2 separate regions of the Mus musculus genome follow, and region 1 is linked to region 2. A link is a contact called in ENCODE POLR2A ChIA-PET data. All regions are on one chromosome and are shown on one strand. Each heading gives the region's core, a stretch centred on a gene start or an enhancer-like site at or near the end of the contact. The rest is flanking DNA. Distances are from core to core; before and after follow the strand shown.

Region 1 (5,247 bases), core at 1,722-4,221, 270 kb after region 2:
CCCTCATTGTAACAACTGAGATACTACTGATGGCAGTCTTGTTAATGCACCTTCTACCCTCGTCTGGGTTTTTGTTCTGGTCAGAACATGCATTCTGGTCATTATTTCTTCTTACTGTGAGGACTCTTAATCTGTCCCACACTTTTCCTATGCTGGAGACTCTTGCTCTGGCTTTCAATTTTACCATCTGCAGGACTCTGGCTTTGCTTCCGACTTCTCTTATGGTGTTTGACACCCATGTTGGTACTCTCATTACGGTCCTGAGTACTGCTTTGGAGAGGACTACTGCTCCGGCTCCGACTTCTGCTCTGAAAGGCACCCCTTCTTAGGGGACTCTTGCTTTGATTATGAAGGGAGCTGTTCTTGTTTGGGCTCTGACTTTTGTTTTGGTGGTTAATCTGGCTGTCACTACTTTGATAGTCACTACAAACAATAGTTGAACTGACAGAAGTGCTACAGGTAGAGGAGGTCTTGGATGGAGGCAAAGAACAGCTGTAGGGGATCTGGGAGGGATTGTTCAGTGGGACTGGAGAAGTCACAGCATAGGTATGAATGCCACAGGGAACAGTAGTGGGGCAAAACCGAGCTCGAGGGACAACAGGTAAACATCGGGGGTCAAAGGGTGTTCTCAAAGGGATAAAAGAATAGATGTGGGTGGAACAAGGAGGCGCCACAGACTTGATATGGGATGGCGGACCCCTGGGAGCAGAATAAGTGCCACAAGGGAGAACCGCAGGCTGAGGGAGAGGTATAGACTGATTTAGGGGACTAGAGAGTGGGGATAAATGGGAGGTGGGAGGAACCACAGAATACATATGAGTATTGCAGGGGGAAACTGGAGGTGGTACGTGGGGACTACTCTTAGGATATCTACTGGGCAAAGCAGGATTACAAGGCGAGCTATGAGGACAGGAAGTAGGAGCAACAGTTTTGAGGACAGCGGTCTCTGGGGGAGGTTCTTTTGGGCAGGAATTTGAAGTAGTTGTGATGGCTGGCTCCATACATGGACTAAAGAGGCCAAAGGACTGGGAGGGAGGCTGAGGACAGGTGTTGGTCTTATGGGATTTAGAATGGCTAGGAGGAGTGTGGTGGGGTGTATTGTCTAGGGACCGACACTTGTAGGGATTGCGTCGTGATTCAGGGGATTTGGGGGACTTCATTTGAGGGGGAGCTGAGGTAGGAGGGCGGGGTTCATTATAACCTCTGGGTGACTGAGGTGGAGCTACACACTGGTTGTTCAGGGGAGATGGGAAATACGGGGAAGGATTAGGACACTGAGGAAGAGGTGGTCCTGTGGTGCAGGAAGGACCAGAAATTATAGTACCTGGGGTTAGTAAGAGGTAAGAGTTCCCCCCAGGCTCCCACAGAAAGGACCCTACACAGGGCTTCTGGAGAGCCTGAGGCAGGGATGAGCTAGGAGAACCAGCACTCTCAGGTGGTAGGTTGATAACACAGAAAGGACTCCTAGGGGCAGATATCTGGGAATCTGGGCATAAATGGGAATAATGAATACAGCCCTCTTGAGGTGAGATGGGAGAGCCAGACATGCCTGCCTGAGAAGAAAGTGGAGGGCCACAGCCATTTTTCCCAAGAGGTACATCAAGCTGTGGTTTAGGTTCACAAGAGTTTGGAGGCATAGGGTTGTCGTGGTAAGGGTTGCCAGAGGGTGGGGAAGATGCTGAAGAAAGGGGAGGATCATTGTAACTTCTTCTAGAGGGACAGTGGGGCCCTCGGTGAGAAATGGATGCAGGGGTTAGAGGTCTAGTTTCCACAGATCGGTGAGCAAGGGGAGGTGAAATTGCAAGGCCAGGTCTCAGGGGCCGATGGGTAAGAAGAGGTGAAATGATGGAGTAATTTCCCTGGGACCCTGGCATAAGGGGAGTCGAAATCACCGGGCCTGTCTCCAAGGTTATATGAGTAAGTTCAGGGGAAGTTACTGGGCTGGCTCTAGGGGCCTGATGAATGAGAGGTGGGGAAGTCACATAACAAAGACGCGGACTTGGAGGGCATGAACGCTGAGATTCTGGGGAATCAATATAGTTGCAACATAGGTTCCGCTGATGAGGAGAGGGTGACCCCTGAAGGCTGAATCGGTCAAAACAAGGAGAGGATGAACCAGCTGGCTCTTGTCTGTACAGCCTTCCTAGGAGTGGAGAAAAGGGTTCAAAGGGGCACCTCTCCGGTGGGGGTGGGGAGGAGAGGACTGGGGGCGGAGGGGGCGGGGTGGGGATCCGTCGAGGTAAGCACGGAGAAGAAATGGTGAGGCAAGAGAAAGGTTCTCTAGAGTAAGGGGGGTTGGTGAATCTGTTGCCTGCATTTGGAGAAAGGCCAGCATTACAGGAAAGGTGGTCGTTGAAGTCTTTCCCGGGCGCCACAGGCACCTCGAGAGTGAGAACAGGGGTGAATCCTTTCCTGCAGGACGACGGAGACTCAGGAGGGAAGGAGTAGTTGTTAGGGCAGTCTGCTTGAGGTGAAGTTGAAGGGGCTGAAATTTTAAGGAGGAAAGGAGGGGAAGAGTTCATGGGACTGGAGGGGAAGGGTAAGAGGGAGGAAAGAAAAGGAAAAAGAAGGGTGGGAAGGGCAAGATAAAAGTAAGCAAGAAAAAGTAACATGAGGCGATGTAACGTCACCGAATGAAAGCTCAGGCCGTGACTTAACAGAGAGGGGCGGAGTCAGGGGGCTGCTTACGCAACAGGAAGAGGCTTGTGGTTAATAAAAGGACAGGCAGGCGTGAGACAAGAGCTCCAAGAAGGTTACGGTCCCTGGAGTTCATGTCCCGAATGCAACTGTGAGTGACGGGAAACGCAAGGGCTGGATAAGTCTCCCTCTAATGTCAGACCTTACCCATTTCTTCTTATATCGATATCTCCGCGGGACCGGCGTGAAGTCCACGAGCTTCAGCAGCTTCCGAACACATCTTAAGACGGGCGCAGCCATGTCAACTAACAACGCCAATAATTCCGACTGAAACTGCAGCTGCGCTCTCGCGGGTTCCGGGAAGGATTGAGGGCTGCTTAGAATATCAGCGGCAGACAGGGCGGGGCTAGGCTTGCGGCGCCCCCAGGGCTCCGCCTACCTCCACACCCCACCCACCAGAATCCTCGGGGCGCACACGAAGCGGTGGCTGTGCTAGAGCATCTAAAGGAGCTCCTAGGAAGTTGCAGGGAAGGCCTTCTGGGCTCAACCTGCATGGAGAAAGCTGCCGAGGTAGAACGAAATTAGAGCAGACTATAGACAGAAGCGGAATTGCTAGGAAGCCATAGAAGCCAGTTTCAAGATCTTCCTTTTAGACGGTTCTTTTCAAGACTCGGTACCTAATTTTGTGTTCTTTCTGAGACTATCAAATTGACTACGCCGCTTAGGATCCAAGAAGAAAGGGGGTGATCACTATTTTTAGAAATGATCGTTTGGCTGAGCAGAGTGGCATATGTCTTTATTCCAGCACTTGGAAGGCAGAAGCAGACGGATCTCTGTGAGTTCCAGGCCAAGCTTGGTTTTCATAGCTACAGGTCAGACAGCTTTTCTGTAACCTTACATTTATTCTTATAATGTATTGCCACCCACCATATAGTATAATCAGCTAAGTCGTAATTTTTTAAAAATGTTAAGTATGTCAAACTGATCTCTGGAAGTTGTGGGGCAGCCAACGTCTTTGAATTAGTGAGCTCCAGATTCCATGAGACCATCTGAAGACGTGTGGTGTTGACCTGCAGCTGCCATTCATAGACCATATGCACATATGCATGAACATATACAAACATATAACACACTCTTTTCTTTTCCTTTTGATTTTTGAGACAAGATCTCACTACATAGTCGTGGCTGGCCTATAACTCTCTATGTACACCAGGCTAGCCTGGAAATTATACCTGCTTGCTTCCGTCTCCCAAGGGCTGGGATTAAAAGGGTGTGCCCAAACTGTAACTCATACAAATATAGAATGAGCACCTGCCAAAAATTGTACTCATCATCCAAGTCACATACGTATCTGTCATTATCTTTTTTTTTTTTTTTTTTTTTTTTTTTTGGTTTTTCGAGACAGGATTTCTCTGTATAGCCTTGGCTGTCCTGGAACTCACTTTATAGACCAGGCTAGCCTCGAACTCAGAAATCTGCCTGCCTCTGCCTCCCAAGCGCTGGGATTAAAGGCATGCGCCACCACCGACTGGCTATCTGTCATTATCTTAAACAATAAAAGTAAAATAAGACTTAAACAAGTGAGAATTTGAGTTTCAAAATTTTAGTGAGCCAAATGAGGCCACGATGGCACATGTCCTTTTGTTTCTTTTTTTTTTTAAGAATTTTTTTTTTAAGATTTATTTATTATTATATGTAAGTACACTGTAGCTGTCTTCAGACACTCCAGAAGAGGGAGTCAGATCTCATTACAGATAGTTGTGAGCCACCATGTGGTTGCTGGGATTTGAACTCAGGACCTTTGGAAGAGCAGTCAGTGCTCTTAACCGCTCAGCCATCTCACCAGCCCCTTTTGTTTTGTTTCTTGATTTATTTATTCACTTTACATCCCAATCACTACCCCTTTACCAACTCCCCTCCCACAATGCCTCCCCCATTCCCTCTTCTCCTCCTAGAGGGTGGAGGTCCCCCCCCAGCTATCTCCCCACCATGGCACATCAGGTCTGCTTGGCAAAACGTATCCTCTCCCATTGAGGCCAGACAAGGCAGCCCAGCTGGAAGAACATATCCCACAGACAGGCAATAGCTTTTGGGATAGTCTCTGCTCCAGTTATTTGGGACCCACATGAAGACAGAGCTGCACATCTTCTACATATGTGCGGGGAGGCCTAGGTCCAGCTCGTGTATGTTCTTTGGTTGGTGGTTCAGTCTCTGAAAGTCCCAAGGGTCCAGGTTAGTTGACTCTGTTGATCTTCCTGTGGAGTTCCTATTTCCTTTGCAGACAAAGGTTCATATCTTTAATCCGTGAGCTCCTGGAGTCTGAGTCAGGTGGATCTCTTTGAGTTAGAGACCAGCCTGTTCTGCAGCGAGTTGAAGGTCAGCTAGGGATATATAGTGAAAACTGTCTCAATTTTTGTTGTTTTTGTTTGTTTGTTTGTTTGTTTGTTTTTTGCTGTTAATGTAATCAGAGGAATGTAGTGAGAATTTTGGTTTCTTTGAAAAACCCAGAAATATGGGAATATATTCTTATTTTAACCTCAAGTGTGGGACATGGGGCTGCTTCATATTGTCCACAGCAGCTATGATTTGCCTCATGCTATAGCAGGGGTG
Region 2 (5,267 bases), core at 1,244-3,743:
CACAACTGTAACCTCCAGCCTGGAACATACCTCAGAACTTCAGATTCACATACCCAACAGTTTGGCTGGCATCCTTCCTTGCCTATCTATCAAGTTATACTTGACCTTGGGCTTTGAGGTGGGACAAATTACTCACCCTTGGAGGTTTCCACATTTGCTCCACATACTCCAAGTTCCGCAGTCAGAACGATCCTTTGAAGAGTAGGCCATGTTACTCCTCTGCTTAGACTTCCCAGATCAAAAGCCAGTTTTTAACCATGACCTTCAAAGCCCTGAGCAATTTAGCCACTCAACTCTGTGTCATCTCTACCTCTGTCCCCTCCACCATGGGGATATGCTTTTGCTATTTTCAACACTATAATCCTGTCTTACATTTGCTGTTCCCCTTAGCTAGTCTGTCCCTGCAAGTATCATACAAGTCGTTCCCTCATTACATTCAAATATCTGCTCAGGCAATACCCTATTTGTGTCTCTCATATCTTCCTTTGCTTTTCTACTTACGAGTGTTTATCTGGTTCCACTAAAATGTAAATTCCATGGGTTTCTGTAAACAAGGTATTTACATAAATTCTATGGGTTTATGTAAACATTGCTGTTGCTGTGATAAAAATAGCAATTTTTTGTGAAGCAATTTATAGACGGAGGCCTTGTTTTGTTTGTTTTTTTGTTTCGTTTTTGTTTTGTTTTGTTGGTGGTGGTGGTATTTTTGTTTGTCTGTCTTATGGGTCTAGAAGGGGGGAGGGGATCCATAATGACAAAGGAGACATGACAGCAGGTGGCTGGGGTACGAAGCTGGGAGATCACATCCTTATCCATATGCAGGAAGCAAAAAGCAGTGCCTGGAAGTGGGGAAGCCTACAACTCTCAAGCCTACCCATTGATATACTTCCTCCCGCAAGCCTCCACCTCCTGAAGGTTCACACCCTCCCCAACAGGGAGCAAGAATTCAAATACCTGAGTCTGTGGGAGGCATTCCTACCTCAGACCACCAGAGGTCTAAAGTTTTGGATAGTTATATCTTCTGTAAGAAGTAGACTGGGGCCCGGCGTGGTGGCGCACACCTTTAATCCCAGCACTTGGGAGGCAGAGGCAGGTGGATTTCTGAGTTCGAGGCCAGCCTGGTCTACCGAGTGAGTTCCAGGATAGCCAGGGCTATACAGAGAAACCCTGTCTCGAAAAACCAAAAAAAAAAAAAAAAAAAAGACTGGAAAGGGTTGGGGATTTAGCTTAGTAGAGTGCTTACACAAGGCCCTGGGTTCAGTCCTCAGCTCTGGGTGGGGGAAGAGTAAAGATAGACTATAAGGAGGAATGGGGGAGAGATGGCTCAGCAGCTTAAAAGCACTTGCCCTGTGAGCCTGGAGAGCTGAATTAGATCAGCTGGAAAGGAGTTGGAAACTGGAAAAGAAGGAGAGAGCCTATTTCACAAAATTGTCTTCTGATTTCCACATGTGCTTCACCACACTTGAACACAATTTTTTTTTTTAAAGGATGGGGAGGTTTCTCTAGAGGTCTCTTTGAGGCGCTGAGAGAACTGAGTTCCAGATGAGGAGGAGGCAATGCATGCCTGTTTGAGCAGAGGAAACAGCACGTGGAAAAATTCTGAGCCAGGTACAGGCCAGCAAAGTCAGACTTCCATATCTCCCAATGCACTGTCCCAGCATCGAGAGTCTGATGTCTGAGCGCAGGCTGTATTGAACAGAGTTTGGAGTCCCTGTTCCTGCCTCGGGAGAGGTTCCTATCAACTAAGGTCCAGATAAGGACTTCCATGTGACTGCCCTCACATAAGGTCTGCTTTGGATGGTAGCAGGTGAGATACCATTGTTCCTAAGCTCAAGTTTGGTTCAGCAAATGAAGATGGTGACATTTTGGTTGAGAAGGGGAGAGCCCAAATAAAGACTTGTCCAGGATAATTCCTTATGTCTCTGAGGAAAGTAGTTCAATTAAATGCCAGGAAGGAACCCAGACTTCAGAGGCATTGCGTTTTTAAAAAGCTTAGCTTTTAGGTGGAACTTACTACTTTAATGGTTCACAGCCTGTTTAGCTTCTCCATCTGTAAAATGAGGTTAATATCTACTTCATAGGGTATGAGGCCAATGGAACCTTCTGCAAATAGACACTGATAAAGAGAAGCTTCAGCTATGATGTTCAGACATCCTTTGCAGCTAAAGAAACTGTTACAGCTAGTGCCAAGTAAATTTAGAAAAGGGGCAAGCCCTGTGAGAACCCGAAGATGCAAGCCAGCTTTCCAGAAGCCTGGCGCGCAGAGGCTGCTGGTCGGGGGTAGGGGGTGGGGTGAATCCTGGCAGACTCCCGGGAGGAGACGCGCCACGACACCCCTAGAGCGGGTGGGCAGAACCGGGAGCTGCCAGCCCGAAGCGTCGTTGTCCCTTCTCCACTCCAGCACCCGGAACCTTGAGCGCGCGGAACCTCGGTGGCGGAACGCGGGCCTCGCGGACCTTGCGGGAGATGGAGCAGGCGCGCGGGCCGGGGGCCGAGGCTGACGCGCCCGAGGAGGAGGAGGGGGAGTCGCAGGCGGCCATGGCGGCGGTAGTGTCCGCTGCGGGTGGAGCGTGCCCCGCAGTCCTGCAGGTGGCGGGTCTCTACCGAGGCCTGTGTGCAGTGCGCAGCCGCGCCCTGGGGCTGGGGTTCGTGTCACCGGCACAGTTGCGCGTGTTCCCGGTGCGCCGGGGCTCGGGCCTGCCCCCCGAGGGAGCAGACGGCAGTGGGGTCAGCGAGCTGGAAGCGAACCCCTTCTACGACCGCTACCGGGACAAGATCCAGCAGCTGCGCAGGTGCGGTCCTGGTCGGGTGGGGGTGGGGACTCACGACCGGCGGGCAGAGCTTCCGGCATGCACTACTCTCCGGGACGGTGGGCTTGCCCTGGCCCTGCTATACCAATAGTTTGTTTCCAAGTTCAGAGAGGCCAGGCCACTTGCCTAAAGTCACATCTCTGCAGACTCTTTGGGTCTTTCCACAGTCGTCAAAACACTCTTTAAAGCCCTATGAAGAAGACAGCTCAGAGAAAGTTGTCCCCTACTTAGGAAGATGAAAATGAAGACCTTCAGCGAAGGCATTTGATTTGCTCAAGGTCACATGTTGAGTCAGCAGATACCTGCCTGAGAGATCAAGTTCACAGGCTCTCCCAGCTTAGGGCCCTGACTGCCTGGACAAGGAGACTGGGATTGTGGCAAAGACTGATATGATAATGTTACGTTTGTATTGCCCATTGAACCCTCTCACTAAGGAAATGTAGGGATCTGGAGAGAGGTAGAGTCTTGCCCGAGGTCACACAGTTGGTTAAGGTTTATCTGACTGTAACCAGGGTTCCTAAGGCGTCAGCTTCCAGAAGGTAAACCGTGAAGATGAAAGAGGTGTGGCTTAGTAGAAGAGAACTTGCTTACTATGCACTGGGCCTTGAGTTCCATCTCCAGCACTGAGGAGGAAAAGTGTCGTAGGGTTATGGCTGTTAAGGTAGGTAGAGTGGGTGCCTAGTTCCAGGACGAAGGATGAAGGTAAGGAATGGTGGTCTGAGAGTTTGGTGCTATAGGAAGGCACTTCTGAAAGGAAGCCAGACGTTACCGGCTAGAAGTTCTCTGCATTTTGTCTCATTTTAATTCCACTCCCTTAAGTTCTTCGTCTTCACGCGGGGCAGCAGCATCCTCTAACTAGGTGTACTGGCTGGTTTGGTGTGTCAACTTGACACAAGCTGGAGTTATCACAGAGAAAGGAGCTTCAGTTGAGGAAATGCCTCCATGAGATCCTGCTGTAAAGCATTTTCTCAATTAGTGATCAAGGGTGGGAGGACCCATTGTGGATGGTGCCATCCCTGGGCTGGTAGTCCTGGGTTCTATAAGAGAGCAAGCTGAGCAAACCAGGGGAAGCAAGCCTGTAAGGAGCATCCCTCCATGGCCTCTGCATCAGCTCCTGCTTCCTGATCTGCTTGAGTTCCAGTCCTGACTTCATTTGGTGATGAACAGCAGTATGGAAGTGTAAGCTGAATAAACCCTTTCCTCCCCAGCTTGCATCTTGGCTATGATGTTTGTGCAGGAATAGAAACCCTGACTAAGACACTAGGGTTTACCACTTCTAGCCCTGGAACCCTCCACCTGTCTGTCACTTTACCACGAATAGAGTGATCTTCTAAGCTTTTTGAAGCAATGATGGAATAAATGAGTGAATACTTTTGCTCTCCTTCAAACATTAGATAGTCTCAAATTGATTTTAAAATAGTACTTGACCTGCAGTCCTCTCCACCCACTTCTCTCTGATCCCTTTAATACACAAGTGTCTCCAAAGAGGTGTCTCATCTCACTGAGTACTTAGTGGGTCTATTCAGACTTACTCAGGGGCCAATAATGGTCTCTTTCCTTCCTTGGGTCATTCCCATCAACATTTATACATACTAATATTTCAGAAAGTGAGTTTCCCAAGGTGCCCCATTGAATTCTTCAGTGTCCAAACTGCTTAGCGCTTGATGTAAAACCTTCACATGCTAGTTCTCTGCCACTCTCTAGACCAATCTAATACCTAAACTGCAAATACTATGGTCTAGGTCTAGCTCTTAAATCATTGGAGGAATGTGTTCCAAATATGGGAAATAATAACACAGTCAAAAGTACAGTCATGAAACCACCTCAGTCATTTAAGGATGTTTGAGCAAAATTTTGTTACGGTTATAATTATCAGCAGTGCGTTTGTACATATTTATGTATCTGTCTATACAACTAGGTAGTAAGTTTCTTCAAGTAGGGACAGTGTGTTAGCTATTTTCTATGTGCCTAGAGCACAGCAAGAGCTCTCCTGCGCACGGTGCCCCTGTTTTCTATGCACTCACCATGGCAAGCTCAGGTACATCCGTGCTTATTAGCTGGGCTGACCCAGTCCTTCCAGAAGAAAAGAAAAGATCAGCCCATCTACATAGTAGTGAAGACAGTGACATTTGGTGTCACATCCAAACAGTTTTTGGAATAGGCAGTACCCTATAATGTCTTGACTATGAAGGTCTACCAAACGGTTAAACAAGCTATCCTTGGCTCCTCACCCAAACTGTTGTGTGTCTCCCAGGCAAGTAGCTAGAGTTCTTGGATGATGTTTTCATCTACGATTACAAAGCCACGCATCCCATAATCAGCTACACATTCTGACGTATCCTTAGTAACAATGGCTGCCTCAGCCTAGCCTTCAAGCCTGAAGAGCATCCCCATTTTAAGATAAAGGATGAATTCTGGTGTTCTGTCTGATAGGTCAGGGAGATGCTCAGGTACTAA

Evidence for each region. ChIA-PET counts read pairs that join two places held with the same protein, here RNA polymerase II (POLR2A).
Region 1: POLR2A ChIA-PET joins it to region 2 with 19 read pairs in embryonic stem cell. The contact joins the promoter of Nsun4 here to the promoter of Atpaf1 in region 2. POLR2A ChIA-PET finds 5 or more read pairs at or near these places in 3 of 5 experiments (Patski and embryonic stem cell).

The regions. Positions count from the first base shown.
Region 1 is chr4:116,050,840-116,056,086 of GRCm38, forward strand. Nsun4 (NOL1/NOP2/Sun domain family, member 4) reads right to left here and starts at 2,972. Exons shown (of 6, transcript NM_028142.5): 1 at 2,845-2,972. The coding sequence starts at 2,937.
Region 2 is chr4:115,782,513-115,787,779 of GRCm38, forward strand. Atpaf1 (ATP synthase mitochondrial F1 complex assembly factor 1) reads left to right here and starts at 2,494. Exons shown (of 9, transcript NM_001369233.1): 1 at 2,494-2,792. The coding sequence starts at 2,539. It also overlaps a transcript of Tex38 not described here.